Linked DNA regions of Homo sapiens: region 1 is linked to region 2. The links are chromatin loops, found by intact Hi-C in ENCODE. Cell type or tissue: mammary epithelial cell. All regions are shown on one strand.

What was found. A loop is a pair of places that touch in the nucleus more often than their neighbours do. Peaks named below come from ENCODE experiments on the same cell type or tissue, not always from the same donor. Only the 100,000 strongest peaks of a DNase experiment are listed, where the experiment ranks them.
Region 1: it touches region 2 in a loop (2.8-fold over the local background); 1 of 110 quality-filtered maps calls a loop at or near these places.

What each region holds. Positions count from the first base shown.
Region 1 is chr9:86,766,156-86,768,655 of GRCh38, reverse strand. No RefSeq gene overlaps it. Among named protein-coding and RNA genes, the nearest start is that of LINC02834, 59 kb to the right of the region's middle. In mammary epithelial cell, no CTCF peak of the experiment used is centred here; DNase peaks (open chromatin) are centred at 1,005 and 1,555; H3K27ac peaks cover 1,223 bases.
Region 2 is chr9:86,405,012-86,407,511 of GRCh38, reverse strand. No RefSeq gene overlaps it. Among named protein-coding and RNA genes, the nearest start is that of TUT7, 52 kb to the right of the region's middle. In mammary epithelial cell, no CTCF peak of the experiment used is centred here; DNase peaks (open chromatin) are centred at 271, 981 and 1,471; H3K4me3 peaks cover 189 bases; H3K27ac peaks cover 1,938 bases.

The DNA.
Region 1 (2,500 bases), 360 kb before region 2:
GAACTCATCCATGTAACAAAAATCACCTGTACTCCAAAAACTATTGGAATAAAAATAAGAAGAAGAAGAATAGAAAAAATAGTCTGGAAATTCAGGAGAGGAAACAACGAAGTAACTGGGAAAGTGTTGGGAAGCTGGGAAAGGTAGTGATGAGGCAGGTTACAGTTCACCCCAAAGGAGAGGTGTTACTTAGACAAGTAGATGCAGGTGAAGAATGCCTCTCCGAGGAGACACCCAAGGGCACAGCCCTGGCCCCAGCTGGCAGACCCTGGTGAGGTCTGAGTCCCCATCCTGGCCAGGTAGCTATGCGGGTTCAAGGGAGCTCAGCTCAATAAAGAAAACAAACTTTGCTGTACAATTTAGCCTCCCTTGAGAGTCTCCTGAATGTAAGTTATATTAAGGCAACTGACAGTTCTCAGAAGGGGAGAAAGCAAGAGAGTATGTAAACCATGTCTTTCATTTTCTGCATTCTGATGTTTTGACCTCTGAGGTCTTGCTGGCCCTGGAGGGACTGTTCCTCCCAGGCTTGGTCAATTCCTAGAGACAGTGAAAACCTCATCTGTTAGCTGCTTTTTAAATACAAGCCCATGTCCCAACCAACTTCTCTATCCGGCTACCATACTCCAAGTTGCTATTCACCTGGCCTCTGCACCCTACGAGGGGCGAGTCCCTTCCTAACTCATTGTACTTGCAAACTAATGGGTCTGCTCCATATTTCCCTTTATGTATGAAGGTAGAAATGAGGTCCCCATTTGTGGAGAGAGAAGGACAAAGAGAGGGAAGAGGGGAAGACATAAAATGTCATGAAGAGATATTTATTAAACACTTAATCTATGCAAGACGCTGGAAAGTCGTACACAGACAGTGAAGAGAGTTTTGAAGGCAATAATAACAGATACAAAGTGCTTATGCAACAGGCACTGACCTCGAGACCGAACACATATTAATTCACTTTCAACCCCACAACACCCTGATGAGGCAGGTACTAGTTTTGCAACTGCCCTTTTATGGATGCAGTAACGGAGGGACAGGAATTTCAGTAACTTGCTTGAGGTCACAAAGCTAGCAAACAGCAAAGCTGTCTTTGAATCTTTGTAGCCTGTGTTGCAGAATCTATGTGCATTAACACGATGCTCTGGGTAGAAAGTGACCAACTTCAGGGCATGTGACTGCTCAGTAGTAGCTCCATCAAAGGGTCAGCTGAGAAATAAAAGAAGACAAAAAAATCTTTTTAGCTACTTGGCAAGAAAATTACATAAAAGGAAAGCTTCAGATTAGTGTTGAGCTCTCCTCTTTCTGGGGTAAGCCTACTCCTTATTATCTTTTATTGGTATCCTCATTACCATATCAAATTAAGAGTTGACATTGGGTCACCCTTCTGCCACTTTGCCCCAAGCCCTGCTCTCATTCAGCCAGGTTAAACCGTCTCCCTTAATTACCAGTTGGAGCTCAGTCTTGCACAAGGAGAGCTGGGATGATAAATTAAAACAAGGAACCTTTGTTTGGTGCACGCAGTTGGGCATCACAGTCACCTTAATTATGCAATGATGTCACCCGCGGCCGAAGGGAAGTTCTAAGGGCTTAATCACTGGGAGGCCTGGGAGGCCGTGAGTAATGAGCAATGAGCATTGTTGCATGGGTGCAATGCACCTCCTTTCGTGGGCAGAGCCAAAAGGGGGGCAGGGAGTCAGTGGGAGGAGCCCTTTCTCCCATGAGGAAGGCAGGATAGTGCAGTAGACCAGAGCATGGGCAAAATGGGTTTGGGTTTGAATCCTGGCTCCAGCATGACATAGCTGTGTGTCCTTGGAGAAGTCCCTTCAGTTTGCTTCAGATAATGGGGTAATGATAGCTAATTTGCAAGATCATGAGGAACAAATGAGACAGTGGATTTTAGTGTCTACGACAGTTTCCAAATTAAGCACTTGGTGTTTGTGTCACAAGAGGAGGAAGATGCCCTTTGACATTAAGAATATCTACATTACTACCCAAGAAAAGCGCAAGGGGGACTTTCTGCCATTGCCCAGGCACGTCCCCGAGACCTGGGCTTATGACCCTACCCTATGCCCTCGGCAAGTTACTTCATCTCTGTGAGCCTCAATCTCCCCTTTTGTAAAACGGTCCTAAGATTTGTGAGGCTTGACTATGAGATAGTGAATGTCAGAGAACCCCACACAGTGCCTTCATTTATTTCCAAGTTGGGAAGGGAAAGAAACATTTGGGGGACACAGCAAGTGAGGCCCAGGGTTTCTTCCCAACCATGTGAAAGTTTTATCATAACCAGCTTCCAGACCAAGCCTTCAACCGCTCTGCTTCACCAGCCTTTCATCCCACAGAAGCGTTGTTGTTCCCCTTTTGTTTCCTCTTGCCAGTTCATGGGCTGCTGGAACTGAAGAATCCCTTCGGCTGTGACCCTCTCCTTCCCACTCCCCTGCTTCCTCCTGCAGGCCTGCATGGGCAAGGTGAGTCCTGCCCCTCCTCCTGCAGCTGCTGCTGCTGTCCC
Region 2 (2,500 bases):
AAGATCTTCCTCCCCGCACACTTCTACCTCTAGACCAATGCGGGGAGGAAAGCTTCCACTCCACTTCCCTGCCATCCAAAAGGAAGAGAAGTACTGAATCTGATGAGTGAGGGCTGGCATCACAGTGCATGGTTCCCCAGTGGGCAAGGTACAGAGTCAGTGTTACCTGTAAATGTCTTTATCTTTGTGTAGCCAGCAAGCTGAGCAGGGCTGACCTCAGCAAATCTGTAATTCACTTTCTGCTCCACCCCCTCTGCCCGTGACCAGGAATGAGTCAGAAGGACCTTGTAGAAGGGACCTGTCTGAATCTGGTTTCAGGGGAGAAAGTAGAAGGCTGCCCTCAGGCCTGCCAACTAAAAGTCCATATCGCAGCTTCACGAGAGCTGGCCTGGAAGCAGGGCTTAACTAGGTCAAAAATGGGACTTTGATTCCCATCTGGATGTCAGTTTCTTGAGGTGCTTCTCCTCTGGCAGAAAAGGGGGCAGAAATGAGAGGGTAAAGGAGAATGGTCTTATTCCCCTAAAATCACCATGAAATGGTCTTTTAAAAATAAGAAAAGTAGGACACATGTTCTAAAGAAAAAAAATTTTTTCAACTGAACACATTTAGCTTTATACAAAGCTCACCTTGTTTCTTTGTCTCTCATTTTGTCCAAATTGTTAATTTCATAATTATCACTAGTCCATGAACCTGCATTTGAGAAATCTTTGAGAAGCATTCCTCTGAAGTACGTTTTTGCTCTCAAAGTCTGTGACATAAATAACTATCACTTCTGCTTCCATCACCCCTCCCAGAACCCGTCATTGAAAGAAGACTAGAGCAGAAACTACGGTTTAGTGCCTTACAGAATGCTTTGTACAAATAAATACTCAACAAATTTTTAAAATACAGCCTGCCCCCTGTGTCGGGGTGACTCAGGAACCCATCTGACCTAAAGTTCCATCTGTTTTTCTGAATCCAGAGTCCAGACACTCACGTGCAGATGAAAAAAAGTATCAGGAGTGGCACATTCCTGAGCCACACTGCACCAAAGATGATTTCACAATAGGTACCAGGTTTACTTTTGTTTCATGAGTCTGCCTGCAAATTCAAGTTTCTCTGGTTCATCTCCTTTGCATTAGTATGTGTTAATTAAAGTGAAATTAGCACGTCTTCCTGAAGCTCTGGCCCTCATTGTATACACACCAGGACTAACATTAAGCTACCTTCACTTCGTGCTCTCTAGGCATTGGGGTTCTTCAGGGCTCATATTTTTTTCTCTGAGAATTATTAGCTCATTCTGCCTACCATGTTCCCCAGCAGAGAGGGAGGAAGAGAACGCTCTGTGTCCCCCACCCCCACACAAAAAGCCATTCTTTTCTTTGCAAGCAACTGGTACATGTTTTCAGCTGACATGTCCTAGATTGTTCTAAAAAGAGCAGCGGCAAGATAAATTGCAAGAACAGATGATTCAAAGACTCCCTGGGAAGTACCACAGCCAGCTCATAATTACAAATGCAGGGTAGGCGGAACATCTGTATCCTGAGTCACTCTGCTTTTCTAGAAGGGAGAATGTCATTAGCCCTCCTGCTGCAGGAACTTTTGAGATCTGTAAGCAGGTTCCAGAACTGGTTCACGGTGTGCTCTGTCCTCTTGAGGCTGCAAGTGACCCTCTCCCCACCCCCGTACAAATTTAACATACCTTGAAGTCATTATAATTAATTACCAGCTGACTATAGCCCAGAGAGCTTCTAAGTCTATATTTTGAATAATAACTCTGCAAAGGTAATGTGCATGTGTTTTGGGGGGAGAACGATAACCTTAAAAATCTTATAAGTGTTTCTGAGCTTGGTTCTCTAATGCCTGGAATGATACAAATTTAGGGGCATTGCCTTTTATGGGAAGAGATACTAGGAAAAAGTAAAAGGAGAAATGGGTTTTTCTGGAAAACTATAAGAACAATTATCTTAAATGAGAGATAGTTGAGGCTCTGGGGTTAATGAATAAAAAAAGATGATGGCAAAAGAAACATAAGACATTGATGAGTGAAAACAAGAGCTAATAGTTTTGGCAGAGCCAAGTTTACCAGTGTGTTGGCAGGAGTTACTGTTCCTTCTTGTGTGATTTCTTTGAGGACATTGCACTGTTTATACAGAGAGTGTAAACATAGCTGTTGATTTAACTAAACACTGTTTTTTGTTCCCCGTCTCTCACAGCCATGGTAAATAGCCTAATATTTAAGCTCAGAGGCTTTGATGTGAGTTAAGGTAAGATTCAGTTGTGCTGGTCATAGCTGTGCGCCTTAGAACAAACTTCCTACCCTCTCTGAGTCCAGTTTCAAGATTGCTACAGGAATCACAATCCTATCTGTCTCAAAAAGCAGTTTTAAGGATATAATGAGGCAATGTGTATAACCACCAGAGTATAATTTCTGGGACACAGCAAATCCTTAATGAATGTTGGGGTGAAGTGGGGTGGCACTTTGCTGTTGTCAATTTATCTAAATAAAGTCCCCACTTAC